Regions from separate parts of the Mus musculus genome. Here region 2 is linked to region 1. A link is a contact called in ENCODE Hi-C or POLR2A ChIA-PET data. All regions are on one chromosome and are shown on one strand. Each heading gives the region's core, a stretch centred on a gene start or an enhancer-like site at or near the end of the contact. The rest is flanking DNA. Distances are from core to core; before and after follow the strand shown. Region 1 holds the start of Ccdc6 (coiled-coil domain containing 6). Region 2 overlaps Ccdc6 (coiled-coil domain containing 6).

Region 1 (6,962 bases), core at 536-3,035:
TAACTTGCTGCCTGGAGATGTACTCGCATAGAACGGGACTGGTTAAGAGCAAGTAAGATGCTTTTCTGCAAGACCAACTGCTATTTAGGTTGCAAATCACACTGCCTCTCTAGTGGAGACTGAGACCGGCTAGCTACACAAACCAAGGCAGCCATATAGAAGCCACAGGGCACACACACACACACATATCACTTTTTCTTGGCACAAGGGCAGCTTAAATTTGTCCCGTTCTCGTCTCCAGGATATGATCCCTGACCCACCACCAAATCTCTTTTTCTCCACTGGAAGGGTTTCATCTAATCAGCTGTGTGCAAGCGGCTCTGGCAATTTATCCTCCTTGATTCCTTGACATTTTCTTTCCGTGCTGCTGGCTGGGAAACTGTTTTGATCTGAATAGGGTTGTCTGTGGGGGATTCTGCATGTTAATGATGTAGAGTTGGCAAGGATGGGAGGTGAGAGCACAACGCGTACTTTTTCTAGTTACGTTTCGCCTCATCACCGCTACGGGGGCCTTTCCACTCGGCTACACCAGGAGGCTGATCTCAGACTAATCTTACCCTCTTCCAGGGGAGCCTCGAGGGGCCAGGTAGAAACAGAACAGATGGCCTGTGTTCCCGTCAAGTACCTAGACTCACAGGCAAGTACTCCTAAGACTCTCGAACCAATGAAGGAGACGCACGTACATCCTTGCTCAGCCAGGCAGTCCCAGCGGCCACCCTCCATCCTGGTTTCAAGCTCCAACCCTGTCCCAGCCAGCGCCAGACGTTACACTCCCCACTACTCTGTACCCGCCCACCCTCCGGGCCCAAAAGGACAGTGATTCCGAACGGGGTGCTGGTGTAGCCTCAGTGCCCGCCCTTCCCTTTCCATCCTGGCCAGAAAACTCCACTTCCCGGATTCCGGGCCACTCTCTCCCTCCCCCAGCGCCGGCGATCCAGCAAAGCGCCGTCCTCCTGCCAACTGGGGACCCAGCCCAGTGGCACACCCCGTCTCCCCAACTAACCCCTGGACAGACCCCAGCTTCGTCCACTCACGGGGGCTCCGGAGAGGGTGTCCCTCTATTCGGAGCCTTCAGGCACCCTAGGGTTGAGAAAGTCCCACCCCGCCCCCCCCCCAGCCACGCCGCCAGCCTCTAGCCCTGGCTCGGAGGGACCTCCACCCTAGGCGACGAGGGGACGTTGGGGAGTCTCCCTAGGCACCTCCAACACCTCAAGGGAGGGAGGGCGCTCGTGGCCCCAAGGCCCGCTCTCTGTGCCCGCAGGCCCGCAACCCCGCACGGGGGCGCGCACTCGGGGGTCCCCCCTGGTCCGCGGGGTGCACTCACGATGGTCACGCTGGCTTTGCGCAGGTCGCGGTTCTCCTCCTGCAGCGCCTTGCACTTGAGTTTGTAGGTCTCCAGCTCTATCTTGAGCACCTTGTTCTCCTGCTGCAGCGAGGCCAGGCGGTTGGTGAGCTCCTCCAGGCGGAACGGCGAGATGACAATGCCCCCCGACTTCCCGCCGCCGCCCCCGCCGCTGCCGCCCGAGGTCGCCGAGCAGGACGACTGCATGGCTGCCGGGCCGCCGCCCGCCGCGTCCGTGTCGCTCTCGCTCGCGCTGTCCGCCATGGCTGGGCGAGTGGGCGCGGGGAGCCGGGCGCCGAGGGCCGGGCGCGCGGCGAGTGGGCGCGCGGCGAGTGGGCGCGGGGCCGGGCGCGCGGCGGCGGCGGGGGAGCTGGGGAGCGGGGGAGCTCAGAGCGCGGCGCGGGCGGGCGGCAGGGCGCAGACGCGCGGCGGCGGCGGCGGAGAAAGAGAGGGCGCTTCCCGCGGCCGCGCGAGCTGCTCCGCCAGGGAACAGAGACCCCGCCCGGACTCGGGCAGTACTGCAGCGCCGGGACTCTGGCGCGCTCCGCGGGGCCGTCCCCGCAAAGCCCCAGCCCCAGCGCTCTCCTAGCAGCTGCACACAGACGCTCGAGCCCCCGCCGCCTCCCCGCGCACGTGCTCCCGCCCCGGAGGGTCCCCTGCGTCCCCGGGCCCCAGCCCCCCAACACACACACATACACCGCCGCGCCGCGCCGCCTCTTCCGGAGAAAGGCGGACCCCACGCAGCGCCAGCCCCGCAGGTGCCGGGACACGTGGGAGGGGCAGCCGGGCTCCTTGGGCCACCCCACCCTCCCACCCCCGCTCAGCTGGAGCCTGGCACCTTGGATCGGCGCCGGCGCGCGTGGATCTCCCCCAGGGTGCCCCGTGCAGACCGCGCTTGGGGCTGGGAACAGAAAGTTGCACTGCAGTGGGTCGAAAAAGAAGAGTATCTGTGTGTCTGTCTGTGTGTCTGTGTATCTATTTCTCTCCCTCTCTGTGTGTCTGTCTGTGTTGTGGCATGTCGGCAGCCACAGGTTAGCCTAGCTTGCCACAAGGCCCCGGTGCGTCCAGTTGTTTGAACCAGGCGCCACCCACCTTTTTCTCTTTACCTCCTGCAAAGACTCTGCACCGGTCACGGGGATAGGATTAAGAAACCAAGATTTGTCTAGTTAAAGAAACGGGAGCTTTATTTAATTTTTTTTTTTTTTTAATCTCAGAAGGGTTGAAACAAACTTCAAGTACCAATTTTCCAAAGTAACTGCAGGCACAATGCTAAACAAATAACCACGATTAAGTGAGGGGAACTGTATAACCATTATTATCCGCTGCTCTCCAACTCCTACAAAACTCCAGGAGCTAAAAAATAAAACCGTAATTACTACTGTAGAGAGCCCAGCTTCAAAGAATCAGAAATTCAAATACTGTTAGGCCCCTCCCTCTTAGGAGAGCTTGCTTGTAGGAAACAGGCCTAGCAGGTGAGAAGGGTCTAAACACTTCACCTCCTGATACAAAACAGCTTTCGTTTCTGGGGGAAAAAATGGAAAGTGAAACTAACCAGGCGGGCTTTATTATCCAAGTTTAGTCGACGGAAGAACAAACTCATGGAAACAAAATGCAAAATAAAGGGGTGCGGGATGAAAAGTGTTTTCTGGCTGTCAACTGTTTTATAGTTTTATAAAGCGCTTAGCCATGACTACATGGCTTTCCTGGCTCATAACCTTGTCTTTAAACCAAATTGGATCCAGTGGTTAGACATGTTTCGTCCCCACTGCTAAATAGGAACTGGTCTCACCTCGGAATAACTCTTAACCTGCCAGGGGTGAAACCTTGACCTCAGGTTTACCAAGATGGCTGCCTCTAGTCAACAACCCAGACATGCTAACTTCGGTGAGCCCTCCCACCCCCCAAGACGTCTCCTAGGTAGGCTTGAGTTTAGAGCTAGGAACACAGTCGGTGAAGCAAAATGTAACAATAAAAGTTAAAAATCCAGGGGAGTGCAGGAGAGCCTTTGGCTTTGCTCTCCAGCAGCAGAGCACCAGTGTAAATAATCCTCTGCTGAGGGAGCCACTTTGTCACTGAAGTTTACTTGGCTCCTTGACTTTTGCCATGTTGGGTCTGGGACAGGAGACACTCGGCTCCTTCGGTTACAGGACGCTTCTGGAAAAGCAGCTCGCGGGGTGAGATGGATGGGGTAAGGGGAGCACTGCCCGGGACTGGGGTTTAACTGCATTCTTTCCGCTTTATTCAGGGCAGTCTGGGGTGGGCGTGGCTTCCATACTTCACAAGTTTCTATTGTTCTTTTCTCACCCCACCTCCAGATTGCGGGGTTTGGAGGGCTTACAGCCCTTGGAGCATTCTCTCGGGAGTGAGGGGTGGGGACTAGCTCTCTCCGGTTTATCCCTAAAACTTACTGCCTTGGGAAGCCGACCTGCAGGCTTCCAGTCGGCAGAGGGGTGGAGTTTGAAGTGCCTGGTTTTCTTAAAGGGCCCGTGTCAGGCTAAGCTTGAGAACATCTTGGTCTTCCTTAGGGGAACTACAGTTTTGGCATGGTATCTGTAGTTAATCATCGGCTTGAGAAGATATTAGGAGAAAATTCTCATCTTCTCAAGCTTCCCTGCTGATACAGATGAGAATAAATTGGAGGATTCTTCTCCCCCATCCTGGTTTTTATTGTTACTGCAGAACAGAAGCTTACCTAATTTTCTACTTCTTGTAGAACTGATTCCCCTCATAAACAGACGATTTGTCACGACGCTGGTTCTGTAATAGCATTACAATGGAAACACCAGATACAAAACAGATCGGATCATTGTAAAAAACTCCTCAGCGTTCCAGGGGAAATGAATCAGAAGGTAGGTGGAAGGCTGAGTCCCCTGCAGGAAGAAGGGGCAAGGGAAGATGAGCGCCTCCCGTTGCAGAAATAATGAAATCACCATCACCCTGAGCTTAAGTCACCAGGTTTATGGATAAAGGAAAGGGTGCCTTGCAGTTGAGGCTCGAGGGGACATCTAAATCTTTGTTTCTCAAATACAAACATGTTGTATTTTTATGTGCTGGGTACCCTTTAAACCTAATGTTCTCAGTGCAAACATAAAAATAGTGGTGTAAATCCTAGTATATTTTTGTTGCTTAATTGTAATGATTGTGTATGTATGTCTCTCTTTCTATATATATGTGTGTGTGTATGTATGTATATATGTATGTATACACACACACAACATACACAAATACACATATGTATGTATATACACACACGGTGATCACCATACACCACTGGAGTCTTAAACAGGCTTGAGGTGAACCAGATGTAGGCTGGCCAGAGGTGGAAAGTATCCCATGAAGCAGTGCATTCAAGAAAGATAGTTCACACCATTTAGCCTGTGTCTGGCCCCTGGGTCTGGAAGGGGGATCTGGACATTGTCTACTTCAACCCTTGAGGCTAGAGAGGTTTGGGGTGTTTTTGTTTTTGTTTTGTTTCTGTCAGAGTGAGCTGTAGTGCACCTGCCTCTGTCCTGCCTGCTCCATGCCAACCAAAAACTGTCTCCAAACATTGCCAAGACTGCCTTCCCCCAACCCCACACCCACCACAAAAACAGCTGTTCTACTAGAGATAGAAGAAACCCAAAATGATAGAAGTGTTGCTGTAAAGGACTTCCTGCTAGATTTACTTAGGAGATATTAAGTCACACACGTGGAATTTAGCTTCTGGAGTACTGACTCCAAAATACCCCAGCTCTAAGTAGGGTGCTAACCAGGCTTGTTAGATAAGGAAAATTGAGCATGCTAGGATGTAAACATTTGTTCCCCAAGATTGACCTCCACTTAGTCTCCACTCCTATAACCGCAGGAGATAACCCTGGCTTACTAGCCATTAGGCCCATTCCCATTGCAAAGAGCATCCTCTGAGGGTCAGCTTAAGGGGTCAGCACAGGGCCACAGCCACCACGAAGCCCACTCTGCCATTGAGTCCCCTATGCTCATATCAGGAAAAGCTTAATTCTGCCAAGTGGGCAAGAAGACCCTAGGAAATGACTCTTGGAAAAGAACAACGTCGGTGTACTTAAGAAATAATACTGGCAGGACCTCTGCTGTGTAAAGAAATCTCCCATCTGTGTCAGTAGCTAGATGAGCTTACCCCTGTTGTTCTTCTATTGTTCAACTTGCACACTGGGCCTGGATGATGGTATTTATGGAGTGCATCTGCCTGACGTGTATGTGAGGTTAGTGAGATCTTCTCTCCGTGGTCGTCTCCTCTTACAGTATTCACCAGAGGCAGAGAAACACTGATAAACAGCTTTTTCTCTATAATATCCATGTGTGCTGCATGATTGCCTATTGGAAGGCATATTAATAAAGTCTAGAATGGGAGTAAAACAAGATAACTGCATTGGGATGCTTTTAAACCTGCAACCCATCAACGGCATTACTGCAGAGCCACGACAACTGTTTCCTCCACATTGTATACCAAGCTTCAAGTGCCCTGGGAGCCTGCCCATAAGCACGAGTATGGACTCTTTCCTATCCCTGTCTCCACAGTCACTCAGCTTCTTCAGTCCACCTTTTCACTGGCTTTGTTTATGAGAGTAAGATAACCTTGAACATGCAGCATCCGACCTGGGTAGGAGATCATGACTAGAAAATGAGTCAGACATCTCTCTCCTCACCCCTCTTTTGTGTTTGCATGTTTCACTGAAACACACTGTCTTAATTAGGGTCTTACTGCTATGAAGAGACACCATGACCAAGGCAATGATAAGGACAACATTTCATTGGGGCTGGGTTACAGGTTCAGAGGTTCAGTCCATCATCATCAAGGTGGAAGCATGACAGCATCCAGGCAGGCATGGTGCAGGAGGAGCTGAGAGTTCTACATCTTCATCTGAAGGCAGCTAATGGAAGACTGGCTTCCAAGCAACTAGGTTGAGAGTCTTAAAGCCCATACCCACAGTGACACACCTACTCCAACAAGGCCACACCTAATAGTGCCATGCTCTGGGCCGAGCATATACAAACCATAACACACACCATACATACATGCAAACAAATGCATTCATCATAAACACCATTTATTTCATAAGGCATCGGTTTACAAGGATTGAAAGCATTTTTGTGGATGTACACAAGAGGCAGTCGACAAGGCAGACCTGTAAAAACTATTTAGGTGTGAAGTATACCTGGAGATATGTCAGCCTATACATATGGAAATTGTCCTTGGGTAGCCCACCCAGAACCACTCTGTATATCCTAATTGCCACATAGCAGAGCTCAAAAGAATGGAAGGAAGCTGGGTCCTTGGGAGACAGAGGCAGGCTGTTCTCTCTGAGTTCAAGGTCAGCCTGATTTACATGGTGAGTTTCAGGACAGCCGGGGCTATACAGTGAGATGGTATCTCCAAGAGAACAAAATAGATAACTAGCAAACAAAATAATCCAGACTCAGGATGTGCTGTGTAATTGCACTTACATACATAAATAAATGAAACCCAGGACTGTGGGGAGATCTGGCAGTCTCTACTCCCGGAAACTTGTCCTGCTGAGGGACTGGCTAGAACTGGTATCCAGAAAGTTCTCTTTAAATCCAGAATAAAAGGAGAGCTGTTTAGTTCCTCTGTGCTGCCTGTCAG
Region 2 (6,755 bases), core at 3,281-5,780, 35 kb before region 1:
CATTGTGTAAATGTACCACATTTTCTGTATCCATTCCTCTGTTGAGGGACATCTGGGTTCTTTCCAGCTTCTGGCTATTATAAATAAGGCTGCTATGAACATAGTGGAGCATGTGTCTTTCTTACCATTTGGAACATCTTCTGGACATATGCCCAGGAGAGGTATTGTGGGATCTTCTGGTAATACTATGTCCAATTTTTTGAGGAACCGCCAGACTGATTTCCAGAGTGGTTGAACAAGCTTGCAATCCCACCAGCAATGGAGGCGTGTTCCTCTTTCTCCACATCCTCGCCTACATCTGCTGTCACCTGAATTTTTGATCTTAGCCATTCTGACTGGTGTGAGGTGGAATCTCAGGGTTGTTTTGATTTGCATTTCCTGATGATTAAGGATGCTGTACATTTTTTCAAGTGCTTCTCAGCCATTCGGTATTCCTTAGTTGAGATTTCTTTGTTTAGCTCTGTACCCCATTTTTTAATGGGGTTATTTGAATTTCTGGAGTCCAGCTTCTTGAGCTCTTTGTATATATTGGATATTAGTCCCCTATCAGATTTAGGATTGGTAAAAATCCTTTCCCAATCTGTTGGTGGCCTTTTTGTCTTATTGACAGTTATCTTTTGCCTTACGGAAGCTTTGCAATTTTATGAGGTCCCATTTGTCTAATTCTTGATCTTACAGCACTTGGTTCCTAACAGCTAGGTCAGGCAGTTCACAACTGCCTGTAGCTCCAGGGATCTGGCGCCCTCTTCTGTTCTCTCCAGGTACTGCAACCATGTGAGCACTCAACACGCACTTAAAAAAAAAAAAAAAAAAAAGCAAATTTTGGAAAATATACCCATGTGGAATAAGGGCTGGGGATAACATGGGCTATTTCACAGGGGAAAGGCATCCACGTCTGTGAGAACCATCACGGAGTGCAGACCAGGGAGAGCCAGCTCTTCTTGTGCCCTGAAACTGGATCATGTCTTACAGTCTTATTTATTCTGAGGAAAATACTACATAATAAAAATGTTAGCCAAAAGTTATATAGCCATGGTGAGACATATTTCCCCTGGGTTCTGAGACATACTATGATATGAATAAATCCAAAACAGTAAAGCACATAGCAGAAGCCTAACAGAATAGACCACACATGACAGAGACCTGGGGAAGCTGGCTTGAATGGACGGAAAGTTCTGGAAATATACCGAAAACAGAAGACCTAGAAATGGAGGACCAGGTGGGAATGAAGGGATCAGCTGAGCAGAAAGTGCCAACAGAAAATAAAGGGTATTACCTAAATGCATTTCAGACAGGCGTGAGGGAATGTCAGAATTAATATATGCAGGCTTGCTCAGGGTTTCTCTTGCTGCAATGAAACACCATGACCTAAAAGCAACTTGGGGAGGAGAGGGCAGATTTGGCTTACACTTCCACATCACAGTAAGTCAGGACAGGCACCCAAACAGGGCAGGAACCTGGAGGCAGGAGCTGACGCAGAGACCATGGAGAGGTGCTGCTTACTGGCTTGCTCCCCATGGCTTGCTCAGTCTGCTTTCTTATAGAAACCAGGACCACCAGCCCAGGGATAGCCCCAGCAACAATGGGCTGCCCAAATCACTAATTAAGAAAATGCCAGGCTGGAGAGATGGCTCAGCTGTTAAAAGGACTGACTGCTCTTTCAGAGGTCCAGATTTCAATTCCCAGCAACCACATAGTGGCTCACAACCATCTGTAATGGGATCCGATGCCCCTCTTCTGGTGTGTCTGAAGAAAGTGAAAGTCTATAGTGTACACATTTACATAAAATAAATCTTCTTTAAAAAAAGAAACTGCCCTACTACAGGCCTGCCTACAGCCCAATCTTATGGAGGCATCTCCTCTAGATGACTTTAGCTTATGTCAAGTTGACATAAAACTAGCCAGCACATATGCTAATTAAAAAAAAAACCTTAAAAAATAAAAACCAACAACTGTCAATATATTCGTTCTAATTCTATCTTTGTTGCTGTGATAAAACACCCTGAATCAAAAACATCTTAGGGGAGGAAAGGTCATGGCCTAACAGCGAGGGAAGTCAGGACAGGAGCTCAAGCAGGAACTGAAGAAGAGACTATGGGGGAGCGCTGCTCAATCGCTCACCATTTACCTGTTTTTCCTACATAGCCCAGGACCACCTGCCTAGGGAATTACGCTGCCTACTATGGGCTAGGCAATCCCCACGTAGACAAGTCGATGGCGGGCTACTCTGATCTGGGCAATCCCTCAACCAAGACTCCCTTCTCCCACCAGTGATGCTAAACAGTTACACAGTTAGTACACAAACTTCATTTTACTCAAACAAAAAGCGTAAAGAGCTAATATAACGTGTGCAGCTATACAGTGTGACGCTGCTGGACTCCTGAAACTAGAGCTGTCTCTAAGAAGCAAGCGGGTTCTCTGGTCTACTCTGAGGCTCTGGGCTGGACTTAAAATCCTGATCCTTCGCTGCCTCGGCCCACTGAGGGCTGAGATTACAGACAGTACCACCATGGTCAGCCGGTGCTTTTTGTTTACATCAGAAGTGAAATAACGATGTTATACTGCCTCAGACAGAGAGAAAAAGAGATGTCTATTTCATAGCCTAATGAAACATGAAAAGGCTCTAACTTCCTATCATTATGACAACTCATGAACTAACGTAATTATTAGACTTGCCTGAGAGTCGTCACCCTGACACATTCAGACAAGCGGCTAGCCCGCGCTTCAAGGAGCATCTCTTCTGTGCTTAAGGCAAACTCCATCTTAGAAATGCTTGACAAGTTAAAAATGTTCTAGTTTATGTGACAGTTAGGACAACATTCTCTACGGCAATCTAATTGCAAATTCGGTTCCCTAGGCCAGCTTTCAACAGCGCATCCGGGCCACAAAGTGACTGAAGGATGGTACGGAAACAAAATGGCCTGGGTCTCAGTTTGGGAAGCAGGGGTTCTGTGGACGTTGGAGAAAGGAGTCTTTCTTCCTCTTTATGCGCACACCCACCTATGCTATGTGTACCTGCCAGATAGAAGATTACTGCTTTACTTTCTAACAGAAGGATCTCCCCCCACCCCCACCCCCACCCCACACCCCCGCCACAACAGTCAAATTCCTTCCTTTACACAGCAAATGCTGGTGGCCTTTCCAGCTGGCAAGAAGCCAATCACACCCACCCTAACTATGCTACAATGTGAAACGCTGCCCAACCACGACTATGTCTGAGGTGTGAAGAGATAAGAAGGTGTTGCAAGATCCCCACCTGAGGGTTCCCCAGAACTACCCTATCTATCATCTTGCTCCCTAACCACACCCAAGATCTAAGCACCAGCGAGGCAATGCTATGAGCTGGCTGGCCCCTGCTCCCTTCGCTGATCTGCCTTCACCAGTTGCAGCTTCAGCCGAGCAAAGCTGATCCAAGAGCAAATACACTTATCAGAGTGCAGGAAACATCAACTCCTTCAAGAGAAGCCATACTGATGGCAGAAGGGCGAGCAACGGACAGTGATGGGGGCGATATCTATCTCCTTACGGCTGGACACGGTGGTCACTTCCAAAGCTTCTGTCATGCTGTTACAAAGACCATGCTGAAAACTGTATCCTGTACTGTCCCAACTCATCTATTTGGCCCTGGTTATTTATTCCCTTCAGCCCATCGCTGCATCCTGTGCTTGCTTTAAGTGTCTAGGAGCATGACAATTCAGAGAACTGACTTCCCTCTGACTTGTGCTTAAGAGACAGCTGGCTGGTGTTTGTTCTGTGGAGGTGTGATGCTCTTTCGCGCCTTCCCGAGGGAGAGGTAGGAAGACTATAAACCTTGCTCTTAAGGACTCATTTCCAGTGTGAAGGTTTTCTTCTGCTTGGACACCTGAGTACAGGAGCAAGACTACATTAACTCCTTGTGATCGTATGCTCTGTGTGTGTGTGTGTGTGTGTGTGTGTGTGTGTGTGTGTTCCACTGTAGTAGAGCATTCCAGATTTAGGGGTGGAAGGGTAACAAGAGAGGAGAAAGACCTCAATCTCTCCTGAAGGAGCCTCCTGGAAAGCTTGCTGCCCAGTGCAATGGGGATAAGGGTGGTCTTGAATCCTGTTAACTATAGTTCCCCAAAGACTGAAAACCAAGAATTACAGCCACTTGGCCAAGAACCCAGCCAAGCTGCCTGGCACTCTAGCCAGTCTCTCGGCCTTATCACACTTCCTGAGACTGTTCGTTCACAGCTGTCTGAAGGCTCTGCTGGGCCAATCCACCGGCAGCATTACCTTATCCATCCTGCTTGCTCAGAATTATTTTCCATATTCCATACCAGTTATGGGATGGAGTGGGTCCCTCCCAATAGATAGGTCAAAGTCCTAATTCCCAAGGACCAGTGAGTCCCGAGGGTGACCTTATTTGGAAATAAAGTCTCTTCAGATAAAGCTAAGATGAGGTCATGAGGGTGGGCCCTACAGTAACTCCCGATGTCCATAACAAGAGAAACCAGAAACACAAGGAGGGGTGGGGGTTGAGGGCAGCAGCACTGTAGCTAGAGATAGGAACTGAAGTGCTCCAGGCCAGGAAAACTCCTGGCTGGGAGGAACAGGAAGAATCAAGCAAGGATTCCCTGAAGACTAAGAAACCGCCCTGGCCAGTATCTGGCCACGGGACGACCAGTGTCCACATCTCAGTAGAGAGTGAAGATCTGTTGTAAACCCCAAGACTGGAGGATGCAAGTCTTACACTCCTTGGGAAAGTAGCTTACTCCTCAAACAACACTCGTGTGTATACACACACACACACACACACACACACACACACACACACACAAATCCTCTAAAGCACCTCACCTGTAAGGAGCTACGAAAACACATTTCCACATCCCTTATCCTTAATATTCCAAAGGAGCCTCCAGGCTTCATTCAAGATTTTTAAAAACACATTTATCTCTATTTCTGGAGGTTCTGTAGTAAACTGGGGAAGGTCTGTCTAGCTTTCAAAATTAGTAAGGACATGGGTTGCATCGTCTTAAGTGTTTCTTCATGAAGAAGGAATGTTCCCCAACTCACTGACTGGGACACTGCCTGCATCCAACACGATGCAGCTCCTGGCTTGCACGTCAGAAGGAAATAGAGAGGCAGCAGTTGCTGTATGTGTAGACACTCATTTCCTTACACATTTACCAGGCAAATGCAGCCAACGCATTAACCATGCCACAAGCACGGTAACCCAGTAAAAGGCCAGGAAGAGGCAGGACATTACACTTTTATTAGGAAGGTGACGAAGAGACATATTAGTGTCTGATGAAAATACGTCAGCTTGCCTCCTGTTCTCCAACCCAGGCAAACACAGGGAGCTACAGTCATTGAGACGTGTATTGGTGTGTGTGTGTGTGTGTGTGTGTGTGTGTGTGTGTGTGTGGCCACGTGTGGAGTTGTGTATGTGGGTGTAAGTGACACTGGGTGTCTTTCCTGATCACCCTATCGGACATGCTGAAGCTAGGTATCTCACTTGAACCCAGAGCTCACTAATTCAGACAGTCTAGACAGCCGGGACACTCCCTCTGCCACCACATACAAGCACATGTCCCCCTGAAACTGACAAGACTCTGGGATCTGAACTCTCTGCTCTACGCACTGAGGCAAGTCCTGAGCTATCCTGTTTGGACACTTTTTAATGCATTTTGAAAGACTTCGTTTACAAAAGTGACCCATGGCTTAAGCAGTACATAGATGGACATCGAGTGTTCATGGAAATGTCATCCACCGGCAGCTACACAGCCTGTCTGTCCATCAGCAACCGGATACCAGCTGCAAGGGGAATGGTCAAAGTTAGGGTTGCTGATCGATCAACCTAGCTTCTCCGGGTGGGGCCGGTGCCTCCAGAAACCTCAGAGTGGAGAAGCAAAACAGAGAAGAGGCCAGAGTGTCACAAAGAGAGCCTGGAGCTACATGGCTAACTGAGAGGAAGAAAGGAGCCAGCAGCAAGGAATCCCAGTGGCCTCTAGAAATCAGACAGATGCTAGACCAGTGGTTCTCAATCTGTGGTCAGAACCCCTTTGGGGGTGGCATATCAGATATCCTGCCTATCAGATATTTGCATTATAATTCTTTTTCCCCCTTTCCTTCTCCCTCTTGTTCCAGTCCCCGCTTACTCTGGCCCATAATGTTTTTGTTGTTGTTGTTGTTGTTGTTGTTGTTGTTGTTACTCATTACAGATGGTTGTGAGTCACCATGTGGTTGCTGGGATTTGAACTCATGACCTCCAGAAGAGCAGTCAGTGCTTTTAACCGCTGAGCTATCTCACCAGCCCCTACCTTGTAATTCTTAACAGTAGCAAATTACAGTTATAAAGACGGCTGGGGCTCTGTACAGCATGAGGAACTGTAGTAAAGGGTCACCGCACTGCGGAGGTTGAAAACCACTGCTCTAGAAGCTGTGGAAATCAAGCCTGCCACACTCTGCTGTCTGGCCAGTGGCACCCACACTGGACTTTCCTGACAGAACTTTAAGATGGTAAATCTATACAGTATTAAGCCACTACATTTGTGGGACTCTGCTAAGGCATCAAGAAGGAATCGATGCAGACACCAGGGAAATGATAGCAATCCTGATCATAGAGTGAGGTCACTGTAATTAAGAACAAACGAAAACCTGTCAACAGTGTTCAGACCACTGATGTTCAGCAGGGGAAAGGCAGTCTGGCGAACATGGCAGGACCTCAACTCCTTACTGAAGATATTTGGGGTCATCCCTCAGGTACGCTATAAGACACTGGAACACAGAAA

What was found. Hi-C counts contacts between places; a loop is a spot of excess contacts on that map. ChIA-PET counts read pairs that join two places held with the same protein, here RNA polymerase II (POLR2A).
Region 2: a map of heart shows a loop between it and region 1 (2.7-fold over the local background). The contact joins the enhancer-like site here to the promoter of Ccdc6 in region 1. A Hi-C loop is called at or near these places in 9 of 37 maps with a recorded cell type or tissue (adrenal gland, gastrocnemius, heart and 1 more). POLR2A ChIA-PET finds 5 or more read pairs at or near these places in 4 of 5 experiments (Patski and embryonic stem cell).

The regions. Positions count from the first base shown.
Region 1 is chr10:70,091,944-70,098,905 of GRCm38, reverse strand. Ccdc6 (coiled-coil domain containing 6) reads right to left here and starts at 1,785. Exons shown (of 9, transcript NM_001111121.1): 1 at 1,325-1,785. The coding sequence starts at 1,606. Gm51771 (a long non-coding RNA gene) reads left to right here. Exons shown (of 3, transcript XR_003948903.1): 3 at 4,056-6,074.
Region 2 is chr10:70,129,891-70,136,645 of GRCm38, reverse strand. All of the region lies in intron 1 of Ccdc6 (coiled-coil domain containing 6), which reads right to left. Among named protein-coding and RNA genes, the nearest start is that of Gm51771, 23 kb to the right of the region's middle. Within about 2 kb of position 4,530, at least 1 of the 3 ENCODE cell types and tissues checked has a DNase peak (open chromatin) inside an H3K27ac peak, as active enhancers do; it is heart, where a contact is called at or near this core.